Regions from separate parts of the Homo sapiens genome. Here region 2 is linked to region 1. Evidence: chromatin loops called from intact Hi-C (ENCODE). Cell type or tissue: endothelial cell of umbilical vein. All regions are shown on one strand. Links, peaks and the distances in the headings refer to the core of each region. The heading gives the core; the rest is flanking DNA.

Region 1 (5,383 bases), core at 120-5,119:
CTTCCTTGGCCTCCCAAAGTGCTGGGTTTACAGGTGTGAGCCACCACCTGGCCTGCATTATCACTTTCTAGCAACTTCCCTCTGACCCTTTGAGGCCCAAGCCCAATTCAGCCTCTTCCATGAGGTCATCCCCAACTAGACTCCCTCCTGTGGCCACCCCTAGCTCTTACAACCGTCAGTGCTCACTGTTGACCCTGAGCGATGTGTTCACACACATTCTTCCGATCTCCCAAGCCAGACAGCAAGCCTGCAACACTAAGCTCACTGCCCAACACACAGCACATCTATGGTGACTGATTAATGTCAGATTGGATGTTTCTCATTTTCAAAAAACTGAATGAAAAAAATTTATATTCTTGGTTTAGCACTTCCCATGTATATCCTTGAAGCTTGCCATTTCTCCTTTTCAGCTAATAACGTTATGGTCACTGTGAGGTGGGAAACAGTGTAAAAGGAATAAAGAAAAGTTGCCTGAGAACTTTTAAGGATCAAGTCTTTGGTCTTCGCTCTCTTTCCATTCATTCATTCATTCATTCTACAAACATTATTGGCCATGTAATATGTGCCCTTGAAATGGGCACTAGAAACACAAAAATGAACAAGATGGGATTTTACCTCCAAGAAGATCTCATTCTGGTTGGAGAAAGACATAAGAAAACAATTATTACATTAAACAGCAAGGAGGACTCTGTCAGAAGACTGGAGCATGGGGAAGGAAGGTCAAAGCCAAGCCATGGGAAAATGACTCTATTCTTCTGTGCCTTAGTTATCTCACACAGCAAGAGAGAAATAACTGTTCTACCTTTGCGAGGCTTAATGCAATCAAAGGAAGGAAAACATTGGATGTGTAAGGTATCGTTATGGAAACTCACTTTTGTTCTTCCACTGGTCTTGACAGCCTTCATTAATCTTCTCACCCTTGTTTACCCAAAAAAAAAGTGACTCACAGTTACATAACAATTACCCAAAAAATAGTGACTCACCTTACATAACAATTAGTGATAAAGTTAATTAGAATCCAGATTTCTTAACTCTTATTTTTCAGCAATTGCTCACTGTTTAACACGAAAGATCACTTCAAGTAAGAGATAAATGGAAGCAAAAGCTCATTGGGAATAGACTAAAAACACATACATATGAAGGTCATCCATTTCTTTTTGGATATTGAATTTGGGATAAGATCACCTTGAGTCTGGAGCATGGGAGACTGGTCAGCAGTGGTGGCCCCAGCCATGGCAGGTGGCTTCTTACAGGACTATGAGTCCCATGGAGGATGTGGCAGGAGAGTTGGCAGGTGGAGAAGGATGAATCCTGACTCCTCTGTCTTTCTCTACATCAAGATAGTGGAGCATGCATGCTTTACACAATGTGTTTTGTCATTTATTCCTTACAACAACCCAGTGAAGTATGTTCCATTATTATCCTCATTTTACAGAGAAGGGAACTAACGGCATTTTTTTTTTTGGAAACAGAGACTTGCTCTGTAGCCTAGGTTGGAGTACAGTGTCGCTCAGCTCACTGCAACCTCTGCATCCCAGTTTCAAACCAGGTTCAAGCAATTCTCGCACCTCAGCCTCCTGAGTAGCTGGGATTTCAGGCATGCACCACCACGCCTGGCTAATTTTTTTTGTATTTTTAGTACAGATGGGGTTTTGCCATGTTGGCCAGGCTAGTTACTAACTCCTGGCCTCAAGTGATCTGCCTGCCATGGCCTCCAAAAGTGCTGGAATTACAGGTGTGAGCCACCGCGCCCAGCCTCTAACAACATCTTGATTAGAGAAAATCTTGTGCTAACTAACATGGTCATTGTTTTAATCAACCTTCCCGCAAAAAGGGAGGGCAGGAGGGAATTATTCAGAGCAAAATTTCCACTGATTTTCTCCTCAAAATGTGGAATAAGAAGAAAACCCAGAGAAGAATGCCCAAAGCAGATGTAGTGGAAGCTTCCCCACCAAACATCCTTGGCAACCAGTACCTCAGAGAGCAATCCAGCAATAATGGCAATTACCCAGCATCACAGCAGACACGTCAGGAGAACAGAAGCACAGGCCTGCCTCCCACTGCTCACAACTGGCTCAGGGGAAAAAGGAAAAACATGGGGCTTTGGGGTGCCAATTATGCATTGTTGAACACTGAAAACTAACAATGGCATTCACTCAAAAATCCAAAAGGCCCGTGAGTCATTTCTGACAAGCATAACAAGTCCTAGCTAAATACTTTAAGAAACCTTCTGATTTAAAACAAAATTATCATTTAAATCAAACTTGGGTACTGTTAATTGTTCTGTGACTCACTCAAAGAGTGCTTTGTGTGAATTTTACTTTACTTATTTTCCCCTTCAATAAGCTAAGAACCTTGATTCTATCAGTTGGAGCTTGTCAGAGAGAGGGGCTTGATGGGGAAGGAAAATTATGAATAATGGAGTAGTCAGAAAGGAGATACCTCAGTCCTAATCCTCCTTTTTAGGGAGGAAAACTGAAGATTCAACAAAGCCACCAGGTGAATGGTCTGACCTGTCTTTTGTGTAATAAAAATAAGCTATGAAGCATTTCCCACTGGAACTATTGAGAGATACATCAATTACCATTCTTGTGGGCAGCAGGCTAATCCTTCCAACTTGGATCATACTGAATAGGTCATGTGTCCACGGTAACCCTGTCTTCTTGTCAAACCATCTATGTTGATACATGTAGCTGTGTAGGGTCCCCCTCATCTGCCTTACACCCTGGAAGAAACAGAGGCCTCTGACCTCACTCTTTCCTAAAGAGCAGCTCTTTCAATCAACAGACTTTCACTGGAACACCTACCTTGCACCAACTATTCTGAATTCAGAGTCCATCTCTTCTCTCTGGGAATGTACAGGCTACCGAGACAGAACCATGGAAACAAAACTGGAATGAAATATGATTACTGTAATAGAGGTAAGTACATGGAACCACAGGAAATAAAGAAAAAAAAAGGTAATACCAAACAACTTGTAAGAACTGGGGACAGAAAGAGGGTCAGGGAAGAGTTATCAAATGAGTGACATTTGAACTAGGCAGTAAAGGGTAAGTAAGAGTTTTCCATATACTTATGTTTCCTGCTCATCTGTAAGATCTCTGTGGTAGGATCAGGTTTTGTTCAGAGCTGTATTTCTAGGCTGAGCACAGTGGCCCAAGCTTCTAATCCTAGCACTTTGGGAAGCTGAGGCAGGAGAATTGTTTAAGGCCAAGAGTTCAAGACCAACCTGGCCAACATAGCAAAACACTATCTCTATTTTTATTTATTTATTTATTTATTTATTTATTTATTTACTTATTTGAGACAGAGTTTCACTCTTGTTGCCAGGCTGGAGTGCAGTGGCACAATCTCATCTCACTGCATCCTCCACCTCTAGAGTTCAAGCTATTCTCCTGCCTCAGCCTCCCAAGTAGCTGGGATTACAGGCATCTGCCACCAAGCTGGCTAATTTTTTGTATTTTTACTAGAGACAGGGTTTCACCATGTTGGCCAGGCTGGTCCTGAACGCCTCACCACAGGTGATACACCCGCCTTGGCCTCCCAAAGTGCTGGGATTACAAGGCATGAGCCACCACGCCTGGCCTCCCCATCTCTGTTTGTTTGTTTGTTTGTTTGTTTATTCATTTATTTTAAGCTGTATTACTAGCAACTAGGACTTTTCTTGAGACAGGCAGGAAGGAGAGAAGGAGGGAAGGAGGGAGGGAAGGAGGGAGGGAAAGAGGGAGGGAAGGAAGGAAGGAGGGAGGGAGGTAGGGAAGAAGGGAAAGATTTTCATTTCACAGGCATGGAAAAGGGGTATAGCAGACATCCTTTGACTTGCCCCACCCCTGTTCTCTGGAATCTGCCTGTCTTGCCCATAGGCATTGTATTAACAATATGTTTCATCTCTTCTGCTTGAACCTGGCCCCTGAACATGGTTGACCAGTCCAGAAACGGGCTGTCGACATGAAGTAAACCAGAGTGCCTTGAGAATTTGACATTAGAACCCAAAAAAGAGGCTTAGCCTCTGGATAATTGAATCTATAGCTGATAAACCCGGGAGCTGTGGGGAGTCCATGTCTTCTACCATGTGAGCAGGGAGCAAAGAAGCCAATTTACAAAGAGCAAAGAATGAAGTGGATGTGCAGAGATGAGAACCAAGGAGAAATGAGAGATAGGAAATACAAACTAATCTCTCCTGCCTCCCAGATCCTTGTTCCTGATACATTCCTGTTTTTAGGTTATTTATGAGTCTCCTCATTTTCTTAGTAAATTTTCTCTTTTTTATGTAAGCCAGCTTTACTTGTTTTCTGATATTTGGAACCAAAAGCATTTTATCCGTTGACAGTGAAGTTTGGGGTAGAGAGGATTCTAGGCAGAGGCTTAACATGAACAAATGCCCTGAGGTCTGAAAGGGCTTGGTTGTTTGAAGAATAGGGAGGAATTTGGTTCTCCATTAACCAAAACAAAGGAATAGGGTCCTGGGATGCCAGAAAATCCCAAATAAAAAGGCACAAGTCATGCTAGAAACATCCACCTTTCTCTGAAAATTCCTACATTTGGAATGTGCTTAGGAATCATAGTCAAAAAGTCTGAGAAGGGTGTTCAAGTTCTATCAGCAAATGAGTACAAATAAAAATCTTACAAGGGCCTGCACTGCATAGGCTTCGGAGACTAATGAAGTTCTAAAATTTGGAAAGGGTCAGCAGGATCAGAGAATAGATATCAGACCTGAGGAGAGACTCATACACTTAAAATAGGACAAAGTTTGCTCACTTACAGAGAGATGCAATGATCACAGGCCCATGAATACTTGAAGTCTACCTGTGTGAGACATTCCATACTATCTGACCATAGGATCACAAAGTCCCTGTGAATACTAATTAGAATTTACCTATATGCACTCTCCATTCTCCACACAAATGTTAATTTTCCATCATGCTCTTCTGTACCTCCTGAATCATGTTGGAAGTCATTACAATAGCTCCTGATACATTTTCAGCCTTTCATCTGCTGTTAGGCAGAATCCCATGCACCAAGGTATAGGAAAATAAGTATCCTAATGTCCTTCTACCCATTCATATTATAGAAACACAGTGTGGGCCAAGGACTACCAAAGGACTTCCAGAAACCCCAACTTAGCATATCACATATTAAACAGATATGTAGGGTAGAGCTTATTAGCATTACAAATGGCATTGCAACATGAGTTTTCTCTTTCAAAAGATTGGTTTTCAAGGTTACTTTAACTTGCCTGCTTCTCCAGTGCAATTAAAATATCATGTGATTTTTTTCCAAACAGCATTTACGCACACTCTCCCAGGAATTCTATTATTGTTATGTGATGGGTTTGACCTATATTAAACTTAAGATCTTTCACAAAAGTAATTCCAAATCACAG
Region 2 (5,383 bases), core at 72-5,071, 52 kb after region 1:
ATTTCCAGGATAATAACTCTGTTGGGATGTTGACAGAAATTACCTAAAGTTTGTACATAAATTTTTGAAGAAATTACTTTTGTACTAAATGTTTTCCTTTGGAAAAAGAAAGTCTTTCCAAATGTTTAGATATTGTTGTGTGTCCCTCAATAAGGTTGTATAGCTTTCCTCATTTAAGTCTGTGTCTTTCTTAATATATTCATTTAGTACTTAAAGTTATAAATGAGTTTTTTCCATTTCTGACTTCTTACTTACTAAAAAAGACAAGTTTTAGTATTTGTATATGAATCTTATTCCAGCTACCTTACAAAATTATTTTACTAACTTGAGTAGCCTTTTTTAATATCTAAAAGTAGAGTCTTGGGGACTTTGAAAGGTTAAAAAAAATGCATACTTCTTTTCTTGACTTATTTCATTCACTACCACTCCAACACAATGTTGTATAATGATGATGAGAATATTCCTTTTCAGTGCCTGATTTTGACAGAAATAGATGTAGTGTTTTGTCACTTAAGGTAATACTTGCTGGTAGGTATCATGACTGATCTTTATTATATTTAGGTTGTTTACTTCTATTCCTGTATTACTTAACTGTCTTTTATAAGAATTTTATAAAATGCCTTTCCAAAATCTACTAATGTAATTTTGTAATTTTTCTGTTTCAGTTAGCTCTTTTAATCTCTTTCCATTTGTTCGTTAGAGTTATACTGATACAGATATTTATATCCATCTTTTCTTGCATTTCTAAAATAAATCTTATTAGATCACAGTACAGTATTCTTTTAAAACTCCACTAGATTCTATCTGCTGTTTATTTTATTTTTTGCATCAGTACTCTTAAGTTAGATTGATTTATAGTTTTTAAATTTTCAATTATACTTTATTAGAGCTGAGTATTAAAATAAGATGGACTCTATTATAAAGTGAATTAACATCTTCTTCATTTTTTCACGATATAGAAAAGTTTATTTAACATTGCAACTATCTTTCTTTAACTATTAGATAAATCTGAGTTAAGAACCTGTTTAGTTTTGCGGCCTATTTTCATTGGAAATTCTTTCTCCAAGTCTTGGTCTCCTCTCTGCTCCTACACTTCCAGCTCCAGGGATGCAGACTGCTTACTGGTTCAGGATCTACAGAGAGCAAGGTTCTTTGCTCAATACTGTTTCCTCTCCACTTCATTTTCTTCCCAGTCTAGTTCATTTGCTATTTGTTTTGAGTCTTTTTCAAGTATTTTGCTGAGATAGTGAATGGGAGTGAAATATACGCTAGAGGATTGCATGTCTTCAAATCATGGTAGTTTGTTTGTTTGGTTTTTTCATTTGTTTGTTTTTGTTTTTTTGGGTTTTTTTTTTTTTTTTTTTTTTTTGGCCTTGATGGGGGAATATCTTGGCTGGACATTGGATTCTTAGGTTGTGTAGTTGCTATAGTTTTCACTCCAGTATCTTCTAGCTTCCAGATGAGAAGTCTGATGCTAATCTTCCTCTTATTCCCTTATAAGTAATCTGTTCTTCCTGTCTAAAAACTTACAGGATTTTCTTGTGGTATTTAGAGTTCAGGAATTTTTAGTAGAGTATGTTGGGTCTCACTTTTTTCATCAACCTGACCTGGAACTTGGCTAGACCCTTCCATATATAGACTCAAGTCTTTTCAGAAATTTTTCTTATATATTTAATTATTGCCTCTTCTTTAACTGTTCCTTTGTATCCTATTGTAAATCCTATTCATTCCAAGTTGTCCCCTGGTTCCATTCTCCCAGTCTCTCTCTCATTTTTTCTCATGATTTTATCTGCTTTTTTCTCATGATTTCCATCGGATTTTGCTCTGTGCTTTGATCCTCTAAGCCACCAACATGGGTGGCCCTCAACAGTGACCATTAACTCCTTCAGTTACATCTACTAAATTGGTGACGACTTTTCTTTCCTTTAGAAAGTCCTTTTGAAATGCACTTAAATTTCTTTAGGTTTTCTTATTGCTTTTTTACTCATTTCCTCCAACAGCTCTGTTTTGCTGAGATTGTGTTCTGTTGGTTGTGACTCATCTTTCTCCAGCTGGTAGGATCTTTCAGATGCATGTTCTTTTTCTCTGTTGGCTCAGTGGGATCAGGTCTGGTTGATGGCAAACAGGACAGAGTCTCTTTCTCCAAGGGCTGGTAATACAAAAGCAGGCAGGTTGCAGGTCCTGCCAAGGCTGCAGGAGGAAAGTGCCCGGCACCCCAGGACCCTCAAAGAGAGAGGCTGCTGGACCAGTGCTCAGCTCTTTATTGGCCTCTTAGGCACCAGGGGAACCAGAAGTGTCCACAAGAATGATGTCATCCTTCTTCCTGGGGTACTGAGATTTCTCTGGGCCAAGCCATTTGCAGGATCAACTGCTTGCCAATTTCCATAGAACTCCAATGGTTGTCCCCACACTCTTACTAAATCTGTGTCTAGTTCTGATGTAAAATTCCTGTCTAAATTCTACAGAGCCTCTAGCCCCACCTGGTCCCAGCACTCACAGCTCCAGCTGCCAGTTAGTCTCAGAGATGCAGATAAATTGGAATTGGGAGTGTGATGAAATTAACGCACTCCAGAGTTAATAAAACACACACACACACACAAAAAGAAAAAAAAATATTCTGCATGTCTCTCCTCCCCCACTCAGCCTATTTCTAACAAGAAAATCACATGGGTGCCTGGCACACAGGCCTGCTAGAAAAAAAAAAAAAAAAAAGGAGCAATCCAATTTAAGAAACACTTTAAATGATATTTTTCTTCATTTCTGCAAGGCCTGTCCTGGTTCTATGAAGGCCCACAGCATGTGGGTCAGTTCTTACGTTCGCCACTGTGTTAATTAAAAACAGGAAACTGGGCTGAGAAGGTAGATCAGAGGGGAGGAGTTCTTTCCTTCCAGCTCTCACTTGGTCTTCATTTAATTCAGCTACAATGCCAAGAAAACTAAATATTACAAAGTAATAATCCTTGTGTGAGCACTAAGTTAGGAAATGAAGAAAAATATCACTGGCTCATGCCCTAATAAAGCCAAGCTATTGAAAAGGCTGAGAATTTATGGCAAATTCCCCTCTGAGGTGCTTAATGACCATTCTGCTTCTCCGTTTCCTTTTAACCAATGCTTGAAGTATGTTTGTGCAGCCTGCAGCTGCCCTGGAATCTCAGCCTACCTCATTTTGCATCTGGCCCTTTGAAAAACTGCAGGCTCCAGAAGTCTTTGGGAAGCATCAGTGGGCTCCAAAGAACAAATGTAAGTGGCACAGGTCCGTCTGGGCCCAGAGTGAGGAGAAAGCTCTGGACCAGGAGTCTGCCTAGGTCTCCTCACCTGTAGGGTGGAGGACAAAACTCCTGCCTTCCAGGACTCTTGGAAGGTTAAAGGAAAATGCTTCATAAACAGCCATGCAAAAGCAAAGTGATGGAAGCTGTTATCATCACATCCTCATCCCAAAGGCTGTTATGGGTCTTGCTTTCCAGGCCCATGCTTCTGCTCCATTCAAGCCTGACAAGTTTCAGAAAACACATTGCTTCACACCTCTATTTTTACAATCCCCATTAGCAACAAGAGGCATCAGAGTGATTAAGCCAGTGCTACTATTAACAGTCTCTCATTGATTTATGACAATGCAAACAGAAGCATCATATGGGTATAGTTTCACTGGATACATTAACTGTGCAATAAAAGATGTTATTTATCATTAATAAACTTAAATCAATCCTGACTCTGATAAAAAGATAAGAATAAAAGATCTTAGTGGGTTCAAGTGTCTAGGAGGAAAGCATCATTCTGTGTTTTGCTTTTGTTCTCTGCTTTTGTCTTTCCTAACAAGGATCTTCTTCTCTCTAGTTCTTTTGGCAGGGAAATAACAACATTTTTCTTCACTAGAGCGCTCAGCAATTGTAGGATGTGTTTGCCTTGACTTACTGCCCTCCCACTCATAACAGAGGAAGGCATCTTTTCTCCAAAGGGCAAAAAGCAACTGAGAAATTCTGGAAGCATCACTAATCCCACAAACTGGCAACCCAGGGTAGTGGCTCAGAGACAGGCTTCCTTTTAGAGTCAGAAATATTTCAGTTCTAACTACATTCCTCCACTTGATCACCTGAACTAGTCATTCAAAGATTTCTTCAGCCTCTTTTAGTTTCCATTTTCTTGGCTTTGGAACATGAAGATGCTCTATAACTTATCAGTGAGGATAACATTAAGTAAGATAATTATTTAAAAAGAACCTATCCCAATAGCAAGTATGCAGTAATTTAATATTAGTTTTTGTTAATAAACACCATTTACTTCTACCCTAAAATGCCCATGTATTCTTCAAAGAAAATAAAATGCTGATGCATCCAAAGCTAGGGTTATAAATCTGGAGACTGTGGCTCGGATGAGTGATTCCCAAACCTGCCTGCTCATCGGAATTTTCTGACGAACTTAAATTGCAGAGGCCACATCCCCAGTGAATCAGAACCCCCTGGGAGAGGGTGTCATGGCAAGAAACTGTGTCTATTAAAAGCTTCCCAGGTGATCTTGATGAGCAGTTGTGTATGGGAACCAGTGGCTGAGACAATCAAGGCTCGAGAAAAATTAGTCCCGTTACATAAAAAGCAAAAGCTAAAAAAAAAAAAATTGCCTCTCAATTTCATTTCCAAATATGTCTCTAAGTTGCCTTTTAAGAAACTATTTTGGAGAATGCCTTGTATGTGTGATTAAATGTGATAAATATAAATATGTAAAGAAACAATATTCACAGAAGAAAAACACTCATGGCAGCCAGCAAAGGTACACGTTGCCATAAATGAGCTTCATGAAACACAGACACATTGTGTGATGAAAAACATGAACCAATCCATCTTTTAGCTTTTATGTTACAATTGGTTAAAATTCAGTAAAGGGTCCTGAGGGCCACTGCAAACTCTTCCCTGATAATGTGGTCCAGAAAAGCCTACAGGAAGTTGTGTAACATCTCAAGAAAGGGTGGTATATGGGAAGCACACATGGATGCCAGCTTCCTTTATATTTGCCCTTAAGGCTGGTCCTTTCCTGTGTATGCTGCCTACCCAGTGGCCCAAGGCAAAAACCTGGCAACACCCATGACTCCCCCTTTCCCCCCAACCTGCCTTACCTGCACAGTGACCAATGTATCCTCTCTATTTCACCTTCTAATCATCTTTCCTCTTGTGCCCCTCTACTGGACCATCACTGGCCCCAAAGAGGCTGTCATTTTCCCATCCTAGCCATTCCAGTGCCCTTGAAAGACAGGAATCTGAATCTGCTTGGGACCAAGGTCCTAACAAAAATGCACTCAGGAACTCATGGATGCTGAAGGTAGACAATGCAATAGATGGGACAGGCAGGTACAAAACTCTCTGGGCCTGATTTGAGACCCTTCAGAGAGGCC

Evidence for each region. Hi-C counts contacts between places; a loop is a spot of excess contacts. Peaks named below come from ENCODE experiments on the same cell type or tissue, not always from the same donor. Only the 100,000 strongest peaks of a DNase experiment are listed, where the experiment ranks them.
Region 2: it touches region 1 in a loop (4-fold over the local background); 1 of 110 quality-filtered maps calls a loop at or near these places.

The regions. Positions count from the first base shown.
Region 1 is chr11:109,035,281-109,040,663 of GRCh38, reverse strand. No RefSeq gene overlaps it. Among named protein-coding and RNA genes, the nearest start is that of DDX10, 370 kb to the right of the region's middle. In endothelial cell of umbilical vein, for the core only: no CTCF peak of the experiment used is centred there; a DNase peak (open chromatin) is centred at 2,103; H3K27ac peaks cover 1,230 bases.
Region 2 is chr11:108,982,866-108,988,248 of GRCh38, reverse strand. No RefSeq gene overlaps it. Among named protein-coding and RNA genes, the nearest start is that of DDX10, 320 kb to the right of the region's middle. In endothelial cell of umbilical vein, for the core only: no CTCF peak of the experiment used is centred there; DNase peaks (open chromatin) are centred at 2,048 and 2,948; H3K27ac peaks cover 1,637 bases.